Linked DNA regions of Homo sapiens: region 2 is linked to region 1. A link is an interaction called in ENCODE POLR2A ChIA-PET data of the cell type or tissue named here. Cell type or tissue: PC-3. All regions are shown on one strand. Each heading gives the region's core, and the rest is flanking DNA. Links, peaks and the distances in the headings are about the cores only.

Evidence for each region. ChIA-PET counts read pairs that join two places held together with the same protein. Peaks named below come from ENCODE experiments on the same cell type or tissue, not always from the same donor. Only the 100,000 strongest peaks of a DNase experiment are listed, where the experiment ranks them.
Region 2: POLR2A ChIA-PET joins it to region 1 with 7 read pairs; 5 of 35 experiments call an interaction of 5 or more read pairs at or near these places.

Annotation. Positions count from the first base shown.
Region 1 is chr17:78,871,487-78,876,852 of GRCh38, forward strand. TIMP2 (TIMP metallopeptidase inhibitor 2) reads right to left here. Exons shown (of 5, transcript NM_003255.5): 2 at 2,333-2,433. Among named protein-coding and RNA genes, the nearest start is that of CEP295NL, 29 kb to the right of the region's middle. RefSeq lists an enhancer at 2,197-2,697. In PC-3, for the core only: a CTCF peak has its summit at 1,933; DNase peaks (open chromatin) are centred at 2,235 and 4,495; H3K27ac peaks cover 2,107 bases.
Region 2 is chr17:78,994,171-78,999,536 of GRCh38, forward strand. CANT1 (calcium activated nucleotidase 1) reads right to left here. Exons shown (of 5, transcript NM_001159773.2): 2 at 3,670-3,793; 3 at 2,822-3,474; 4 at 848-1,051. The coding sequence starts at 3,452. Among named protein-coding and RNA genes, the nearest start is that of CANT1, 13 kb to the right of the region's middle. In PC-3, for the core only: no CTCF peak of the experiment used is centred there; DNase peaks (open chromatin) are centred at 2,081 and 4,461; H3K4me3 peaks cover 2,033 bases; H3K27ac peaks cover 4,225 bases.

The DNA of each region.
Region 1 (5,366 bases), core at 128-5,127:
CTTATAGCAAAGTGATTCTTTGGAGTCACTCAACTTTTAGTGTGGCAGATCACAGCAGGTGAGCACAAGACTCATCTGTGCCGGGCGAAGTGGCTCACACCAGTAATCCCAGCACTTTGGGAGGCCGAGGCAGGCAGATCACGAGGTCAGAAGATCGACACCATCCTGGCTAACATGGTGAAACCCTGTCTCTACTAAAAATACAGAAATTTAGCTGGGCGTGGTGGCGGGCGCCTGTAGTCCCAGCTACTCGGGAGGCTGAGGCAGGAGAATGGCGTGAACCCAGGAGGCGGAGCTTGCAGTGAGCCATGATCGTGCCACTGCGCTCCAGCCTGGGAGACAGCAAGACTCCATCTCAAAAAAAAAAAAAAAGACTGTCATCTGGAGCATGACATCCTCAGACAACACCTCTGTTCCCTCACCCCCCACCCCAAAGAGGTCATTTCTGAATCTATGGGGAGGGGCTTTTGTACCTCCACGTGACTCTGGACCACCATGAAGGACCATGACTTTTGCATATTTCCAGGAATTTTTTATTTTTTTGAGATAGGGTCTCACTCTGTTGCTCAGGCTGGGGCTGCAACCTCAACTTCCCAGGCTCAAGTGATCCTCCCACCTCAGCCTCCCGAGTAGCTGGGACTATAGGCGCATGCCACCATGCTTGGCTTTTTTTTTTTTTTAATTAGCAGAGACGAGGTCTCGCTCTATTACCCAGGCTGGTCTCAAACTCCTGAGCTCAAGCAATCCTCCTGCCTCGGCCTCCCAAAGTTCTGGGATTACAGGCATAAGTCACTCCACCCAACCTATATTTCCAGGAATTTTGGTCAAATATTGTCTACTTGATGGCAATGAGAGCAGAGAGGCACCTCAGGAATTAGGACATAACTCCATGGGCCAGAAGAGTTTGCTTTCTCAACATGTGATTTACTCACAGCCTTTCAGGAACGCACCTGCTGCCCAGGTGAAGAATGGCATTTTCTCAGCACTCAGGGAGGCTGTTTTTTTCCCCCCGAAGAGTTTCAATAAGCAAACCCAAATGGAATGGAAGCATGCCTGATGTCATGACAAATGGCTTGAGAGTGACACTCCAGCTTGTACCAGGAAAGGTTATGTTGATGCTGTACTAAATGACATCATTTGCCAAAAGGCTAAAAGCATTTCCTGGGCACTGGCACTGGCCTTTTCACGACCCCTTTATGAGGTCGTAAGAGCAGATCCTCTTTCCTGCTTCGTAAAGAAAGAGACTCAGGCACTGAGAGACTAGGTCATCCCCTTAAACTGACATACATGTGATGATGAAGCATTCCACTGACCTTCTGATAACATTGATTTTCAGCTACTTTTTTTTTTTTCTTTTTTTGAGATGGAGTTTCGCTCTTGTCGCACAGGCTGGAATGCAGTGGTGCAATCTCAGCTCACGGCAACCTCTGCCTCCCAGGTTTAAGTGTTCTCCTGCCTCAGCCTCCCAAGTAGCTGGGATCACAGGCACTCGCCACCACGCCCAGCTAATTTTTGTATTTTTAGTAGATACATGGGGTTTCTCCATGTTGGCCAGGCTGGTCTTGAACTCCTGACTTCAGGTGATCCACTCACCTGGGACTATACTCATGAGACACTGTGCCTGGTTTACTTTTTATTTTTAATGACAAAATTAAATATCGATGACTACAACTACCACCATATCACACGGCTGTCCCTCCACCTGCGACATGAATTTTCGTCTCTCTTACAGACCATGTTAGTTACTGTCAATGACAATAGCATCACCTCTCCTGCCCCAGGCCAGGCCCTGCCCTCCCTGCCCTCCCTGCCACATATTTTTTTTTTTTTTTTTTAATACAAGCTCTCACTCTGTCACCCAGGCTGGAATACAGTGGTGAGATGTCTCACTGCAACCTCTGCCTCCTGGGCTTAAGCGATTCTCCCACCTCAGCCTCCCGAATAGCTGGGACCACAGGTGGGCGCTACCATGCCTGGCTGGTTTTTTGTAGAGATGGATTTTCACCATGTTGCCCAGACTGGTCTTGAACTCCTGAGCTCAAGTGATCCGCCCACCTCGGCCTCCCGAAGTGCTGGGATTACAGGTGTGAGCCGCAACGCCCGGACAGGTTTCTGAAGGAATTGAATTTGTGGGGAGCATGTCATCTCCACACAACTTTTCAGGCATTCGAGGATTAAGGGAAATCGGATCTATTTGCAGCTTGATGACCTCATCCTCTGCTCTAGTCCACAGGTGGCCAGATCGTGTTCCAGGGACCCAGGCTCTCTGCCAACCCCAACACCCCACAGCTGTGCCCACAGTGCAGCCCGGGATGCCGGCAGCCACTATTACCTTTATCTGCTTGATCTCATACTGGATCCTCTTGATAGGGTTGCCATAAATGTCGTTTCCAGAGTCCACTTCCTTCTCACTGACCGCTTTGGCCCTGATCACTGCAAAACACAAGACACAGAGGTGAGGAGAGTTCCTGAAACACGCTCCTGGGGCTAAGGAGAGGGATAAGACGTCCAGGCCTGCGGGAGGTGCTGGGGGGTTACAGACAGCAGCAAGGTGCGAGACGGGCAAGGGGCATGGTGATCCCAGCCCCCGGCATGGCGTCTCCTCCTCCAGGCTGAGAGATGATGCCCAGCCTCCTCCTCCTCCTTCCACGATTCTTCAACAAGAATCCCTTCTTTGTTGACAGGGGCCCAAGCCAGAAGCCCAGAGTCCCTTGTGACCAAGGCAGTTTCTGTAACAGTGGGAGGCAGTCATTGATTTGACTGAAGCTCATCTGTTGATATCATGCTTGAGTGCTTTTGGCTTTTTTTTTCCTTCTCTCCAGTGGGTACTCACTGGTGGCTGGGGCAAGCAGGTACCCCATGGAACTGACCCACAATCCCACACATTCCGCGAAGGATGGGACATTTCCCCACCCTCCAGCCACGGCCTATTGGAAACAAGCTTTTCTGGGCTGAGGGCAGAGGGGGAGTTATCCACCTTAAAGGGGCCTTAAACGTACCCGGCATATTTAGCTTTGGGGGTCTTACATCTGGAAAGGTCTATCCAGCTCTTCTCATCTTTCCTGACCTGGAAAATGTTCTATGAGTAATTTTTGTTGTTGTTGTTATTGAGATGGAGTCTCGCGCTGTTGCCCAGGCTGGAGTGCAGTGGCACCGTTTTGGCTCACTGCAACCTCTATCTCCCAGGTTCAAGTGATTCTCCTGCCTCAGCCTCTCAAGTAGCTGGGATTACAGGCGTCTGTCACCACGCCCGGTTAATTTTTTTTTTTTTTCAGACGGAGTCTCACTCTGTCGTCCAGGCTAGAGTGCAGTGGCATGATCTTGGCTCACTGCAACTTCTGCCTCCTGGGTTCAAGAAATTCTCCTGCCTCAGCTTCTCAAGTAGCTCTGATTATAGGCAGCTGCCACCACACCCAGCTAATTTTTGTATTTTTAGTAGAGAAAGCGTTTCGCCATGTTGGCCAGGCTGGTCTTGAGCTCCTGACCTCAGGTGATCCACCTGCCTCAGCCTCCCAAAGTGCTGGGATTATAGGCATGAGCTACAGTGCCCAACCTTAATTTTTGTATTTTTAGTAGAGACAGGGTTTCATCATGTTGGCCAGGCTGTTCTCGAACTCCTGACTTCAAATGATCCACCTGCTTCGGCCTCCCAAAGTGCTGAGATTACAGGCGTGAGCCACTGCGCCCAGCCTGGGTGATTCTTTACAGTAACACAGAGTCTATCAGGGGCACAACAGGGGCAGGGGCAGGAAGTTTCACCCAAAGGAGACATCGGCAGGCACAGCTGGCAGACCCAAGGGACAGATGCTGAGGAAGGACAAACAGAAGGAAAGAGGATCCCAACTAAGCCCCAACCAAACAGAAAGGAGTTGGGGAAGAGGCTGGGCTGGGGCAATTCCAGAATATTCTGGAGCCTGAGGTTGCTGACAGGCCATGCAACACAGGGCTTTCTCCTAGCAATTAAGCCAGGATTCTGTTCCACTCCTGGTAACCTGAGGACAAGCAGATCAGTAGTTCATGCTGTCACTTGGGCAGGGTTGGGTAGAGCCCTCCCTTTCTTAATTTCAAGGCCATTAGTTGGTGACATGGTCTGTTTTAATGGCTTTAAAAGCTTTGCCCTCCCAAACTCAGCTCTTCAGGGTCACTCTGGGTAAGTGTTATGTTACGGTGGATATGAGCAAAACAGAGAGGTAAGGAGCAGACCACGCCAGGCTCCAGGCAGCCTCCTAGCCCCAGCCCCAGCCCCACCCCACGTGGTCGGCTCAAATCTCTTAGAACCCCTTAGGCAGGGCTGTCTCTTCCCACAGGGGCAAGGAGGCTCAGGCGTGTGGGTGCTCCATCTGTGTCCATCCCCCTGGGCCCCACCAATGCTCTCTGGATCCCAGGCTGGCATCAGAGTCCCACACCACAGCCCCACTGCCTCGCCTGGGCACAAACCCCTTTCTTCTTTCTTCTTCTGTTGGAGCTGAGTCATGACTGGCCAAGGCCACAGGTTCCTGTTTCCCAGGCTAATCCATGCCTCATCCTGAAAAGCCACATCTAGGAAATGTCTCCCGGCAGGCCACTCCAGAACAGACGGCTTTGCCCTGACGGCCCCCTATTTCCAGTGCCCTCCTAACCATCCTCTCATCCACCGCAACCAGCTGTCTTTTTTTATTCACGTTCGTTTCTGCTCAAACATCATCCTTGGCTGCCCCCTGCCCTCCCCTAAAATATGAGCGCCTTTGCAACCTGAAGTCAGCCAGGGGCCTCAGCTGCTGTGCCCAACACCCCCCACCCATGCTCCCACTATTCTACCACTTCATAATACTTGTCTGCCCTGAACACGCCCAGGTGCATCCACACCTCTGAACAGACAAGTTTCTTTCTTTCTTTTTTTTTTAGACAGAGTCTTGCTCTGTCATCCCCACCCCTGCTAGGCTGGAGTGCAGTGGCGCAATCTCAGCCATCTCCCAGGTTCAAATGACTCTCCTGCCTTAGCTTCCCAGGTAGCTGGGATTACAGGTGGGCACCACCATGCCTGGCTAATTACCATATATATTTTTTTGAGACGGAGTTTCACTTTTGTCACCCAGGCTGGAGTGCAATGGCTTGATCTCAGCTCACTGCAACCTCCACCTCCCAGGTTCAAGCAATTCTCCTGCCTCAGCCTCCTGAGTAGCTGGGGTTACAGGTAACTGCCACCTTGCCAGGCTAATTTTTTTTTTTTTTGGTATTTTTAGTAGAGACAGGGTTTTAGCATGTTGGCCAGGCTGGTCTCGAACTCCTGACCTCAAGTGATCCGCCCACTTTGGCCTCCCAAAGTGCTGGGATTACAGGTGTGAGCCACCACACCCAGCCTGAACAGGCAAGTTTCTTCCGCCCCA
Region 2 (5,366 bases), core at 8-5,007, 120 kb after region 1:
ATCAGGGATTTGGGCTCATCGGAGCCTCCTCGGGGCTGATCCAGAGGAACCCAAGGAAAGGGAACAAACCCCCATTGGATGTGGGGAGGCATCGGCGGGGAGGCTGCCTTGAGGCTGCAAGGAAGAGGAGACAGCGTCTGGGGCCCCAGGCACAGACTCAGTCACTTCCTCCTGAACCTCAGGCACCTAAGGCCTACTCCATCCTGACTAGGGGGAGGCCAAAGTGCTGCTGGCCCTATGTTGGTGTGGAACACCACGGCCCAGCGCCAGGGGTAGGGACAGGGCCTGACCCACCAGTGCAGACAACCGGGCCACAGGCTGGGATGCTAGGAGGCCAGCTGCCAGGGCGAGTGGGGCAGGAAAGAGAAAACAGCTCATTTGCCGCCAGAATCCACTGGCCTGAGGGAAGCCACCATCAGAGGCAACCAAAATCACTAAAATCAAGCAAGAAACGGCCTTGGAGGCTGGGTGTGGTGGCTCGCGCCCGTAATGCCAGCACTTTGGGAGGCCGAGGCAGGTGGATCACCAGATCACCCGAAGTCAGGAGTTCGAGACCATCCTGGGCAACATGGTGAAACCCTGTCTCCACTAAAAATACAATTAGCTGGGCGTGGTGGTGCACACCTGTAGTCCCAGCTACTGGGGAGGCTGAGGCAGAAAAATCGTTTGAACCCAGGAGGTGGAGGTTGCAGTGAGCTGAGATCGTGCCACTGCACTCTAACCGGGGTGACAGAGCAAGACTATGTCTAAAATAAAAAACGGTTTTGGAGGCAAATGCAGGAGGAAGCAGGTTCCCAGCGACTGGGCTGTGGAAGCCACACTGTGGGCTGGGGCAGGCGTCTCTTACCTGGCGGCTGGATGCCGGCAGCAGCCCGCAGGGCGTTGTAGTTGGACACCCAGTTCTCGTGGTCCACGCTGCCCTTGTAGCCCACCACCTTCACCCACTCCGGGTTCTCGTTCACCACATCACCCGTAGTGGTCGTCCACTCCTTGCCCAGGCCGCCCACGTACAGACGCTCGTCCTTCACTGCCAGCCATTCGGCCTTGAAGCCTGGCCAAGCAGAGTGTCCTTAGGCCCCGCACCCAGCTCCCGCCGCACCCCTGCACCTGGCTCCCACCCGGCCCCGCACCTGTCCTTAGACCCCGCACCTGACTCCCGCCCGGCTCCACACCTGCCTCCCCTCCGGCCCGCACCTGGCTCCCGCCCAGGGCCGGCCGGCTGCCCTCCCCTCAGCTCCTGAAGGTTCAGTGACCACTCTCAAGTCTCCTCTGATCCCCAACTCCCCGCTCCTCAAGCTGTAACCCCAACCTTAGGATTATCCTTAAAGGCTAGAAAAGCTGAAAAGTGACAGCACTCTGAAGGGGCACGTGTGTCCCAGGGGAGTGCGGGTGCTGCCCTCGGCCACACCTGAGGTCTCACCGAGCATCACTCTAACTCCAGTGGCCGGAGAGGGGCTTGGTGCTGGGGCTCCCAGTCTTCCTTTCAATGGATTTGTTCAGAAGCTGTTTTTGCTTTTTTTAAACTGATTTATTTAAAATAAGCCTAACTTTGAAGGCTGCCACAGTTCAGGCTGTGTGGGAGCCTGTGTTCTACCGTGTATTCTTATCATCCCTACACCCTGGTGTTCTAACTTCTGTTTGCTTTCCCCAAATTTTGCCAGCTTCTTGCCCCTGAGAGCTGGAGCTGTGCCCTCTGAACTGCCCGAGACTGTAGTAGCTTCTCTGCAGGGCCCTGGAGGGACCTGCGGTCTCCTGGTCTGCTTGTGCGATGAGACATTCTCCATGCCAGGGTCTTCCATCCCTCCCGGATGACCTGAGTACAGCCCAACCCCAGAGCTCCCTGTACCCCGCTTTCCTCCCTATCCAAGGGAAGGACAGAACTACACTAGGGTTGCCTAAAACCCTGACAAGTGCGAGGCAGGAAGTAGGCGACCAACGCCTCAGTTGATACCTCAGGTGAGGTCCGTCCCCTGCCCAGCCCTGGGCAAACACTGAAGATTTTATCACCGGGTGTGGGGAGGGCCTGGCCGGCCATGAACTGTGTGGGCCGTTGTTTAGTGCAGTTCCTCCTTGACCTCAGAAAGCCTGCGGTGGCATTTAGCTTTCTAGAAGGTGGGGATCCACCGCCAGCTCAGACAAACGGAGCTCAGAGGAGCTGGCAGCTCCTCTGCCAGCGTCCTTGGCACCTCCCCAGCTCCTCTCTGGAGGAAGACACTGGCCACCGTGCCTCCCCAAAGCCTGTCCCTGCCCTGTGGAAGCAGCACCTCCTTTCTGGTGAACAAAAAGGCTGGCATCAGGCTCCACTCCAGGGGGGTTGGCACAGCTCACACATGCCCTCCCCCTGCTGGGGTTCAGGGAGAGGAGGGCTGGGCAGCAGTTTACCCTTCAGTAACATGAAACCAAAGTCTGGGTTTTGAGTGAGAACCATCTGTCCCCATGGCTTTCAGGGCAAGGCTCCTGGTAGGCACATCCTAGCGTGGTCTTGAGAACCTTTGAAGGTGTAAAAAGGGCGTGTTCCCAGAGGCTCCGAGAGCAGCAGCGGATACAGCCGAAAACATCTTGGAGAGATTCCCCACGTCTCCCACAGGCCTCTAGCGATAAGCTCTTCCTCCTAGAAACTGCTCAGTGTGAAGTGACAGTAGGCTATGCTCCTGGCTAAGGGTAAGGGGGCCGCAGGTCAGAGCAAGAGGGAGACGTGCTCCCTCACCACATCCCTGGCTTCTAGGTGTGTGAATTCTTTACCATGTGCCTGTGTTTGCCAGCCAGGCCCTGAGCTCCCACTCCCCACCCACACCTCCATAAAACCTCAGGGTCCAGTTACCTTTCTCCACGGTGCCGTCGCCGTCGGACAGAATCACCCAGGGCACGGCTTTGCTGCCTTCGATCTGGTAGACGACCCCCGTCCGGTCATCCACGGAGTAGAGTTTCCCATTGAAAACAATCAGGTCGGATAGCTCCATGCCTCTCCCCTTCTCCGCCAGGTGGGACTCCAGGACCCCATGGTCTTTGTCCCATTCCACGGCCACCTTGTCCCCACTGTCTGACAGGGTCAGGTAGCCCTTTTTCAGGTAACTGAACCAGGTGTTTTCCTCTTGGGCCCTTGACTCTGTGTCCAGGTCTGCGATAACTGCGATTCGATACCGAATCCCAGCCGGTGTCCTTTGTGGGGGAGACAGGGGGTAGGTGTCATTGTACCAGTTGGCGGGCGCCTGGCCGAGCCTCCAGTTGTGTGCATTGTGGGTGGGGGGCCTGCCGGGGGCCGGGCGGTGGGAGCAGAGCAGCCAGAGGATGGCAGCACCCACAAAGAACGTCAGGATCACCTTCCAGCGGGGGCGGAAGCGGGGGTCCGCGGCCTTGGTCATGGACGCCAGCACAGGAAGGCCCCCCACACTGATCCGGAGGGAGTGCATAGACTCATTCCATTCCGGGTGCTCAGACAGCTGCACGGGCATCAGCGTGACAGACAGGCGGGACCTGCACAGCCAGGGAGGGAGGAGAGGAGTCAGCGCCTCCGCAAGCCCAGTCACATCTTAGTTCCGGAAGCTGCAGGCGCTGGAGGCTGACTTTTCCAGAAGAAACAGTATTTCACTACTCTGTGGCCATTCTTACTCCCTTGGCTTAATGAATTCCCGACTCTAGATTCCCGACTCTAGCAGTATCTTTGCTTACTTTCATTCGGCAAGACGTGAAGTCTTTCCACAGCAAAATTACTCCATCTCCCCTGTCCCAGCTGGCAACGTGGGAAGCTGAGTGAGGAAGGAAGTTCCATGCAGGCTGGTGCTCTGTGGTCCCTCTAAAGAGAGAAGCGCAGGAGAGTCAGGTGGGAGGGGAAGGCTGACGGGGTGAAGTGGGATAGGATCATAGACAGGGTACAGGTCTGTATTTTACTCAAATGCCACCTCATCCAGGAAGCCCTCCCTGACTGCCCTGCTGCAGACATCACCCTCCGTCCCTGGGTCCTTGGCCCTTGTCCCCACCTGACGTTAGAGTATTGTATACAGTTATCGGTTTGTTTGTTTCTGTCTCCACCTCTGTATCCTGGCTCCTAGAACAGTGCCTGGCCTGGAGCAGACAGATGTGCAGTAAAGGAGTCTCCACTTCCTCTGGGTTAGGCTCCTGCAGCATTGGAATACCAAACACATCCAAACCAAATAAAAACACTCCTTCTTTTTCGTATCTGTTGTTGTTTTTGGCAGTGTCTGTCCCCTGGCGCCTTTCTATTAATGCAAATGACTGCAGGGACCAGAGTCTGCGCTGCCCTGACTGCCTGGAGGCCAGCGTGTCTGTGCCTTGGCGCCAAAGAACTGCTCGGCTCACTGCGGGGCCTGGCTCGGCCGCAGGCCTCTCCCAGCTCACCCTCCACCCCAGGCGTGGCTCTGTGGCAGAGCCCCAGGGTCAGGGTGCTGGTGGCGGCCAGGAACTGCAGCCCTTCACTGCTGTCGCCAAGCCCACTTCCCGGGCATACAGCATGATGGCTCAGTGCAGCCATGGGGCACCAGGCCCACGTCTGCGCCGCCTTGGTGAGAGCTGCCTGTCTCTGGACAGCCGCCAAGTGCCACAGTGGGGCGTGGGGAGACAGCTCCCGGTGCTTCGATCGAGAACACTGGCCCTGGGCAGAGGTTCCATATCTCTGCCCTCCAACTATAGCTCAGTGAATCCCGGCCTGAGAAGCTTCCCTGGCTGGGTCCTCCTTGAGAAAACAACAAAGCAGCAAACATGTGCCTTTATGGGCAGACGCTGTCCTCCCTGCCAGGGCGCCTGGGAAGGGCTTGGGGACTCCAGTGGCTCCGTGCAATTCTGGGCCCCAAATATGTGGACCACGAGGCCCTGGTGCACGGCAGCCAGCAACAGACACCCCCACCAGAGACACCCCCTTCTCCACGCCGCAGCCTGCTGGGCTGAGAAGATACAAAAACAGGGTGACAATTCCACATGGAACTTTCGGACAGTCCTAGGTTTTAGCCCCAGGGTGAGGTTCAAGGAGTGAACAAGGCACATACGTGGAACCTGCTGCTCAGAGTGATCCTCCTAACAGCACAGGGGGGCTGCCAGCAGTTCCTCCAGGCCCGCAGGGAAGACTCCATGCTCCCTTTAAGGGGCAGGCCTCTCAGGACCCCCTGAGGTGGTCACAGGGCTGATCACCGGGGCCTTCCCGGCAGCAGGGCTGGGGTTCCCCGTGCTGGACATCCTCCTCTGACTGCATCCAGGCCCTGCCCCTTTTCTAGTCCCAAGGCCTCAAAACCCCAGCCAGGCCCAAGAAGTCTCCACTGAGCTCGAATTACTCTATCTTACCTGCTATGCCAATCCCGCCTACATTTCTTTTTTTGTTTTTCTGAGATAGGGCCTCGCTCTGTTGCCCAGGCAAC